Regions from separate parts of the Homo sapiens genome. Here region 2 is linked to region 1. The links are chromatin loops, found by intact Hi-C in ENCODE. Cell type or tissue: PC-3. All regions are shown on one strand.

What was found. Hi-C counts contacts between places; a loop is a spot of excess contacts. Peaks named below come from ENCODE experiments on the same cell type or tissue, not always from the same donor. Only the 100,000 strongest peaks of a DNase experiment are listed, where the experiment ranks them.
Region 2: it touches region 1 in a loop (11-fold over the local background); 1 of 110 quality-filtered maps calls a loop at or near these places.

The regions. Positions count from the first base shown.
Region 1 is chr5:132,588,272-132,593,271 of GRCh38, forward strand. RAD50 (RAD50 double strand break repair protein) reads left to right here. Exons shown (of 25, transcript NM_005732.4): 8 at 416-609; 9 at 1,360-1,566; 10 at 2,953-3,135; 11 at 3,606-3,763. Among named protein-coding and RNA genes, the nearest start is that of RAD50, 34 kb to the left of the region's middle. In PC-3, a CTCF peak has its summit at 3,077 (motif pointing right); no DNase peak of the experiment used is centred here.
Region 2 is chr5:132,675,171-132,680,170 of GRCh38, forward strand. It overlaps IL4 (interleukin 4), which reads left to right. Exons shown (of 4, transcript NM_000589.4): 3 at 4,544-4,720. LOC105379176 (a long non-coding RNA gene) reads right to left here. Exons shown (of 2, transcript NR_134248.1): 2 at 3,915-4,946. Among named protein-coding and RNA genes, the nearest start is that of IL4, 3.7 kb to the left of the region's middle. In PC-3, CTCF peaks have their summits at 2,286 and 2,489; a DNase peak (open chromatin) is centred at 2,191; H3K4me3 peaks cover 288 bases; H3K27ac peaks cover 918 bases.

The DNA of each region.
Region 1 (5,000 bases):
GTGGTTGCCAGGGATACTGGGTAAGAGAAAGGACAGGAGGGAGCTAGGTATGGTTATGATTAGAACAAAAAGAGAGTCCTTGTAGTATTGGAACTGTTCAGTATCTTGACTGCCATAGTGGATATATGAACCGACACAGGTGATAAAATTATATAGAACTTAATATACACACATCCACATGCTCAGGGGTACAAATAAAATTGGGGAAATTTGAATAAGATTGATGAATTATATCAATATCAGTATTCTGGTTGTGATATTTTACTGCAGTTTTGCAAAATGTTATCATTGGGAGAAACTGGGCAAAATGTACAAGAGACACACTGCATTATTTTTTATAACTCGTGAATCTGCAGCTATCTCAACTTTTTAAGCACCAGTTGAAAAAAAAATTATGAGATTTTTTTTTTAAAAGGTCGTCTACAGCTGCAAGCAGATCGCCATCAAGAACATATCCGAGCTAGAGATTCATTAATTCAGTCTTTGGCAACACAGCTAGAATTGGATGGCTTTGAGCGTGGACCATTCAGTGAAAGACAGATTAAAAATTTTCACAAACTTGTGAGAGAGAGACAAGAAGGGGAAGCAAAAACTGCCAACCAACTGATGGCAAGTATTTTGAAATACAGTATTTGTTATTTTGTTTGCATCATATTCTCTACTTGAATTGTTTTAATTTTTGGTTGGACTCCATTTTGGCATATTTTTCTATTAGTGTTAGGATAAAATCTGCTACAAGGCAGAAAAACCTTTATTGAAGCAAATGTTCTTAAGTGTATAAAGATAAAAATATGAAGAAAATGTAAACCTACATTTTTTATTTGGTTTTAAGTAAAAATTTTTAAAAACTAATTGCAGAGAAAACATTTGCTCACAGTTAATGATTATCTCTGGGTAATGGTTTTGATTGTTTTTAAAATACAGTCTTGAACCACATGTTTTGGTCAGTGATAGACCACATATTTGACATTGGTCCCATAAAATTATAATACTGTATTTTACTGTATGTTTTCTGTGTTTAGATATGTTTAGATACATAAATACTTATCATCATGTTACAGTTGCCAAAGTATTCAGTACAGTAATATGCTGTATAGGTTTGTAGCCCATAAACAATAGGCTATACCATATAGTCTATGTGTGTATTAAACTATACCATGTAGGCTTATGTAAATACATTCTGATGTTCACACAATGATAAAATTGCCTAATGATGCATTTCTTGGAATATATCCCTGCTGAGCAACACACGACTGTACTTTTTTGTATTTTCTTCAGTGTACATATATTCCTTTTGCAATTAAAAAACTTAAATTGTTTAGTAAATTATTAATGCTCATTCTTTACATATGCATTTAGAATGACTTTGCAGAAAAAGAGACTCTGAAACAAAAACAGATAGATGAGATAAGAGATAAGAAAACTGGACTGGGAAGAATAATTGAGTTAAAATCAGAAATCCTAAGTAAGAAGCAGAATGAGCTGAAAAATGTGAAGTATGAATTACAGCAGTTGGAAGGATCTTCAGACAGGATTCTTGAACTGGACCAGGAGCTCATAAAAGCTGTAAGATATTGTTTGAATAATCTAATAATTTTAAGATATAATACTTTTAGAAGTATTTTGTCTATTTTTGATCCTAAGATTATAGCATTTTAATAAAAACATCAACTTTGTCTTATTCTCATGTAAAATGAATTCATCTGAATATCTTGATCTTCTGACTCTTTGGTTCTACAACCCGATAGCCTGAAAATTAGAATCACATAGGGAGCTTTTTAAAGATACTGTACTCAGACCTTAAAGCTTCAGACCTTCCAAATCAAAATCTCTGAGAATGGGGCATAGAAATGTACATTCAAAACACAACAAAACTGGCTAATTCTTATGAGCACCTTGATTAAGAACACTTACCAGGCCGGGTGCGGTGTCTCACACCTGTAATCCCAGCACTTTGGGAAGCCAAGGCAGGCAGATAACGTGAGGTCAGGAGTTCAAGACCTGTCCAGCCAACATGGTGAAACCCCGTCTCTACTAAAAATACAAAAATTAGCTGGGCGTGGTGGCGTGTGCCTGTAATCCCAGCTACTTGGGAGGCCAGGGCAGGAGAATCGCTTGAACCTGGGAGGCAGAGGTTGCAGTGAGCCAAGATTGCGCCACTGCTCTCCAGCCTGGGTGACAGAGTGGGACTCCATCTCAAAAAAAAGAAAAAGAACACTTGCCAAAGTTTTAAAAAAGCAAGTATTTTTCCTCTAGGTCACACACGTTGTAATTCTAGATGATTTTTGCTGTATTATTACTTTTTCTGTGTTAAAAACTTTCTTAGCCAATCTTTTCAGGTATTTCCATATTTTCTTTCTTGCTTCTAGTCTGTCCTCCTTCTTCACATCTCCATTACCAAAGTAAGCATTCTAAAGCATGGCAAACTTCTTAAAGCCCATCTTGATAATTTATGTAAACATTTATTTTTGCTCCATAACTCACCATTGTAGCATACATTTTTGTCAGTTTAGCACTTCATCAGTGTTGTCTTGTTGGGGTGGGGAGATACTTGGTCAGGGACCACATCACACTATTTTTATAGTTTCTACATACCAGGCAATATAGTGAATTACATGGGGACATAATAAATATTTAATTGTTGACTGAGGACTCACTAATCTGTGTACTTAGACACATGTCTCCTAATTTTACAGTAATTCTCACATTTCTTTCCTGTTTGACCCTTCTAGGTTTATTTACTAATTCTCTACCATTATAACATAGTAAGGTCACTTTAATAAGATATACCTTAGAGCATATATAGTGCCTTATGTTTTTTTCTCTTGTTGGATGCAAACAGTAATATTTGGAACATTCTGAGGAGTAGTTAATTTCTAATACACTTTGTCATTATTTTAATTCTTGCACAAAATATATAACACCTTTGCATTTGTATGAATTATTGACTAGGAACGTGAGTTAAGCAAGGCTGAGAAAAACAGCAATGTAGAAACCTTAAAAATGGAAGTAATAAGTCTCCAAAATGAAAAAGCAGACTTAGACAGGACCCTGCGTAAACTTGACCAGGAGATGGAGCAGTTAAACCATCATACAACAACACGTACCCAAATGGAGATGCTGACCAAAGACAAAGTATGATTTTTCTTTTTGTTCTAATTATACTGTCTGGTACTTAAAATAGCCTACCTTGCACTCATAAGTCATAGACTATAAGGTATTAAGTTGGTATTGACTATATTTTAGAGGCTAAGTGAGCTTAGTACTCTATATAATAGACTTTCAAGCTTAAAAGTTATTGTTTAATTACAAAAAGTTAATACAGAAATGTATATATATGTATATACACACATGCACATTACTGTTAACTTTTAACATACACAAATTTTAAAATTTTATATTGTTCGACTTGGTACTCCACTCTTAAGGCTTAGAAAGACCATCCCCACTTGAAGACTTTAAGAACTTTAAGAAATTTTATATTTTATTTTCATATTTTTATAGTTTTAAGCTTAGAACTTTAGTCAGTCTAGAATTTATTTTTGTTCTTGATATAATGTGGAGATATAGACTTTATTTTTAAAAGATTTTTTTTTTACCTATAGGCTGACAAAGATGAACAAATCAGAAAAATAAAATCTAGGCACAGTGATGAATTAACCTCACTGTTGGGATATTTTCCCAACAAAAAACAGCTTGAAGACTGGCTACATAGTAAATCAAAAGAAATTAATCAGACCAGGGACAGACTTGCCAAATTGAAGTAAGTTGCAACATTTGGAGATGTAATAGAAATCTCTTATTTCATGCTTACCTGTTTAATTGTTTTAAAATAATTTATTGTCATGAAATGGTATGTTATATTGATAAACTTTAGTTCTTACATACAAGGAGACTTCAGAAAGTTCATGGAAAAATGGAATTAAAAGATAAAAATTTTAAATAAACTGTATTTCTCAACATAAGCTCCATCAAGTTCAAGACTCTTCTGAGCAGTGATACCAGCAATTTAGTTCAGTCCTAAAGAACTGAGGGTCCTGGGAATTTAACCATGTCAGTGTAGTCTTTTTTACATTGCTAGCATAAAAATGGGTGCCCTTTAAAGATTTTTTTAAGATTAAGAAACTAGAAGACAGGAGGAGCCAAATCAGGACTGTAAGGTGGATGCCTAATGATTTCCCATCGAAACTCTTGCAAATGGCCCTTGTTTGATGAGAGGAATGAGCAGGAACATTGTTGTGGTGGAAAAGGACTCTCTGGTGAAGCTTTCCTGGGCATTTTTCTGCTAATGCTTTGGCTAGCTTTCTCAGAACACTCTCATAATAAGCAGTTGTTACCTTTCTTCGGCCCTCCAGAAAGTCAGCAAGCAAAATGCCTTGAGCATCCCCAACAACTGTTGCCATGACCTTTGCTCTTATCTGGTCTGCTTTTGCTTTGACTGGACCACTTCCACCACTTGTTAGCCATTGCTTTCATTGTGCTTTGTCTTCAGGATTGTACTGGTAAAGCCACATTCCATCACCTCCTGTTACAATTCTTTGAAGAAATGCTTTAGGAACTTGATCCCACTTATTGAGGAAGTTCTGCTGTTGTCTGCAGCTGATCTGGAAGCAGTGATTTTGGGCATCCATCAAGTAGAACGTTTACTCAACTTTAATTTTTCAGTCAGAATTGTGTAACCTGAATCAATTGAGGTGTCTATGGTGTTGGCTATTGTTTCTGCTGTTAATCATTGATCTTCTTCAGTTAGGGCATGAAGAAGATGATTTTTTTTCCTCACAAATTGATGTGAACAGTCTGTCACTGTGGGCTTCATCTTTAATATCGTCTCATCCCTTCTTAAACTGAGTTATCCATTTGTAAACTGCTGATTTGTTTGGGGCATTGATCTCATAAACTTGTTGTAAAGTATCAATGATTTCACCATTCTTCCACCCACACTTCACCATAAATTTGATACTTGTTCTTGCTTCAGTTTAATTGGGGCTCTTTTCAAACTG
Region 2 (5,000 bases), 87 kb after region 1:
CTATCTGTAGTGGGAGGAGATAGATTTGACAGCTGATAGTGCATTTTCTCTGACAAACACATGACTACAGCCGTATCAATAGTTTTGTGCATTTCAGTTCCTGTTTTCATGGAAACACACGGCTGAGAATGAAAGCCCCAAAGCCTCAATTTCACAGTGGTCTCCTAACTACCTGCTTTCCATGCAAACTAGGGAGATGATATGGCCAGGAGTGAAGCCCTGTGTGTTGGGCAGGGTCACACTCCAGCACCCAGACCATAGAACAGGGCCCATCCTGCTTCATGAGGGAAACTGCTCTTCGGGCCTTTAGCTGGACTATCTCATTTCATTAGTTATCCCGGGAGTCCGATACAGGATGAGATTCTGAAGGGCAAATACACACTTTTTTTTTTTTTTGAGATAGGGTCTTGTTCTGTCACCCAGGCTGGAGTGCAGTGGTGCGATTTCAGCTCATAGCAGCCTCCACCTCCCAGGCTCAAGCTATCTTCCTACCTCAGCCTCCCAAGTAGCCGGGACGACAGGTGTGCACCACCACGCCTGGCTAATTTTTGTATTTTTTTGTAGAGATGGAGTCTTGCCATTTTGCCCAGGCTTGTCTCGAACTTCTGGGCTCAAGCAATCCGTCCACCTCGGCCTCTCAAAGTGCTGGGATTAGCCACTGCACCTGGGCAACAGTTTATGTGTGTGTGTGTGTGTGTGTGTGTGTGTATATATGTGTGTGTGTATATATATGTGTGTATGTATATATGTGTATGTATATGTGTGTGTGTGTGTGTGTGTGTGTGTATAAAATCTCCAAGTCCATCCAACCGAGATGGCTCCTACTAGAAGCCAAGAGTCCACCGGGTTGAGCACTGGGTCTCTGGAGGCCTGTGGCACTGCTGAGAAGGCTCTAACAAAGCCAAGGGAAGGGCCACCTCACTAGAAGCCAGGCCTGGAGGAAGGGTGAGGGCTGAGGGCCTGGAGGTAAGACTGCCTGTGGTTTTAGACCCAGCTCTGCCACTGACTAGCTGTGTGGCTGGCCTTCAGCACATCTTCACACCTCTCTGCACCTCAGTTTCCACATGTGAAGATATGAAAGTGATTCTGAAGGTGATTGCAAGGTTGATTGGAATCCAGCTCTTGAGTTAGTGCAAAGTGTTATTGTGAGATGATATAACCACGATTAAAAGCAAGAACAGGTGCAGAGAAGCGATGATTCTAAGAAGGAGGGGACCGGGTTGGAAAGGATCAAACCATCCAGGATGCCGAGTCTGGGGCAATCCATCTGGGCTGTTTCTGGAAGACCCCCGGGTGCAGGCCAGGACACTGCTGCCCTCCCGTCCTTAACTCCCCTCTTCACTCAGTCCTCACTCACCTCCCTCTCACACACACAAACATCTCCTAGAATAATCCCCACTGCCTGCCTTCACTCTTACCCGTCTCATTTGCCTCCCCTGAACTTCATCCTCCTGGAGTTCACGATCTCACTCTTCACTCTTTTCTTCCCCTCGAAGATTCAGCACTGCTTACTTACATGTTAAGATATTTCAGAACAGTGAAATGTTGCTATTTTCAAAAACCTACAAAGGTGGTATGCAGAGGAAAAGGTACTTCTTTGTGTTCCCAAAGAAAACATCTTTCCAAAATCCAGCCTATTGATTTTATTTCTTCGGGGGAACAAGAATTTTAGTATCTCTAAGTTGGGTAGCATTCTACTCTTGGCAGTTGCTGGAAAGAAGGCACTGGTCTAGGTCCTGGGCTTCACAGGTAACACCTGTCAGGGTGTCTATGAAGTCAAGGCTGTCTGAGGAACAGCAAAGTGGGAAGAAGCAAGCTGGCTGGCTGATGAAGGGTTTCTTGGGTGGACAAGTAGTTGGAGCTATTTCCTATTTACCAAAGAGAGCTAAAGTTCATAATTCTACAGAGAGTTCCATAATGAACCTCAAATACCTCTGTTTTTTGAAGGAGTTTCTCATATACAGCACTAGCTGACTATCCTGGGCAGGATGGGAGATAATGAATGCAGTGCCAATCGGGCTGGATTTATATGGTCCTCAGTGAGGCTGGTCAAGAACCGAGTTAGAACTCTCACAGAGTCACTGCCACAGAAGAAATCTCCCAAGTGGCTGTTTCCTGACATTCCCGGGAGGGACAGGCCTCCTTCTGAGTCACTCCCTAAGCAGTTCTGAACTGTGAGGTCAGCCAGGCTGTCCAAGTGCACTCCCTGAGCCACTGGCAGACACACTCAGCAGCCAGAGCTAGACAGGCAGGTGGTAGGAGTCCAGGGCCACGGCAGGGATGGAGTGTCGCCCCCTCGCTGCGATACCAGAGCAACTAAAACGTTAAGGCCTTGCACTAAAGCTGCCCTTAGGATGCATTCTTTTAAAGTTTTTCCATTTAATGCAGACTCTTTTCAATTCTTATTTTATCCTTGTTTCCTTTAGAAAGTCCTTTCAAAAATATCTTTAGAGGGTTTTTTCCTATACTATGTGGCCATATACGGGTCAAAATTAAGTTTAATTTCCAGGCTCCAAGCCAGCGTTTCAGAAAAATCTCACCAAGGTTTGTGGTAAAAGAAGCAAAGGGCTGACTTTTTGGTTTTCTTGAATCTCACTGTTCCCTCTGCAGCAGCATGCATGTCTGCCCACCTCCAGACACACAGGCACCATCTGCCGCCCCCCATCAGCCCGTGTCCCTTCCACCTCGACTCGCCTACAAAGCCCAGAGAGGTCTGTTTCTTGGCCCCCAGAGCCCAAAGATACTGACACACTCTTACATTTCCAACTAGAATCAGGAACGAGGAGTGACTCTCAGTCAGTTCATTAAGTAAATGTCTTTCTAACCGCTCTGCCCATGGGACATCACGCCCCACAGGGGAAAGGGGAAGCTTCTGTAGCCTGGGATTCTGGTGCCTCAGTCTGGGTCTAGACTTTCCTGAAAAAACGTTAAAATATGAACTGCATTCCTAGAATTTAGCCTACATAAATAAGAGATGAACACAAAGATTTCTATAGTTTACTCACTGCCGCTTATTTACAGAAGCAAAAATCTGCCACGATAGGGGCCTGACAAATGACAGTACCACTGTGCAATGCGTTTCTACGCAGCTCTCAATCCCATGTTCTCTAATACCACCGAAGGGCTTAGGAAATGCTTATGGTATATGTAAAGAGTAAAGAAGTTACAAAACAGTATCAACAGTTGACCCCTATTTTAAAAAGTATTTTTAAAAGTGTGACGATATTTACCAAAATATTAACAGCAATAGTTACCTCTGGCTGGTGGGATGAGTGAATGTATTTTTGTTGAATATATGTTACCTTTATAGTAAATATATGTTATCTTGATCATCAGAAAAAAAAATATGTAAGAACTTGAAAGCTGCTTGGACAGCGCTGCTGATAGAAACCCCTGAGCATCTTGTCACTGTTCTTCTGATTCAGAGGGTCTGGGTGGGGCAGGGGTGGTCTGAGATTCTGTATTTCTAAGAAGCTCCCAGTGATGTCCATGCTGCTGGTCCATGGACCACACTTTGAGTATCAAGGGACCAGAGCATGTCGGGGGAGAGGCTGGGGATAGCTTTCTTTATCTGAACTGGATAAAGGAACTGGGCTCAAGCTAAGAACCCTCTCCAGGTTCTGCATCTTTGTTCTTCAGTGAAAAATGAGAGGACACACCAGGCCAGGTTCAGACTGAGACACAATCCCTCTCCTGGGTTCCCAATGACTTGTCTCTTGTCCATTCCCTTCTCTAAGGCTAAGGGCCCCCAGGAAGAGCCATGTGGCCAGACCCTCACAGTTGCTGGCATTCCAAGGAGATTCTCACTCCGCATCATTTGGGGCCAAAAGGCCCCTTACAGAAGCTCTGCCCAAGGCTCAGATCAATGGCACCTGCTCCCAGAGCCTCCTCTGATCTCCCAGGACACCTTTCCCTGATCTGTGCACTTATCTCTTGCTGCCTGGCAAAATGTCTTAGCTCCTCACTTGGGCCATGTGCTGCTCTCCTCTCCCATGGGGAGAGCCACACGGAGAGTGCTGGCCAAAGCAGCAGAGTTCAGGCCAAAGGATGTGCACTCATTTATTCAACAGGCATGCAGGATTTCCAGGGAAAGCTGGATTTTAAAACCTCTGGGAACAAGAGCAGAACCTGACTGAGAGCTCATGTGGGCACTTTTCATAGCAGAATAGCTCATGAGGTATAGAGACACGGACGCAGAACGTGGGCTGTAGCGACAGATGGTCCTGCATTCTAGTCCCCACTGTGCCTTTTCCTCATGGGATGACTTTATTCAGGTACCCTTTCGGCAAAATCCTCCAAGAGAAAGGAAACTGGGAGGTTCTGGGGAGAAGGCTGCTGCGTTTGCAATTGGGAGAGGTTGTTGACAGAGGTTTATGTCTGTGGCAAGCAGCCTTCCTTCAGTGGAATACTTGAAGACAGGTCTGTAGTTGAGCAAACTCACCTCCATTTGTCCTCCTGGAAAGAAGAAATCAAGAGGAAAAATCTCTCTCCCATCCTCCAAATGGAGCTGGCACATTGCTATCTGTGGCATTTGTCTTTCCAGAACACAACTGAGAAGGAAACCTTCTGCAGGGCTGCGACTGTGCTCCGGCAGTTCTACAGCCACCATGAGAAGGACACTCGCTGCCTGGGTGCGACTGCACAGCAGTTCCACAGGCACAAGCAGCTGATCCGATTCCTGAAACGGCTCGACAGGAACCTCTGGGGCCTGGCGGGCTTGGTAAGCTGCACTGTATTCCTGGCAAGCCGGCCGCGTGGCTCCTGGTGGACAGCAGCCTCACTTCTAAACACTCCTTAGGAGCTGCAGCACCCTTGGTCAACCCATTCATTCATTCACTCATTCAATAAGTATTTGCTGAAGTTCCACAAGTGCTGGGTGTGGTTCTAGGTGCTGAGGACGTGTCACTAAAGACACGCAGGCCGAGTCCCTGTTCTCATGGAATGTTCTAATGGGAGAGTTAGAAAAACAAACATGTAAAATGATGGCCAGCAGTGATACG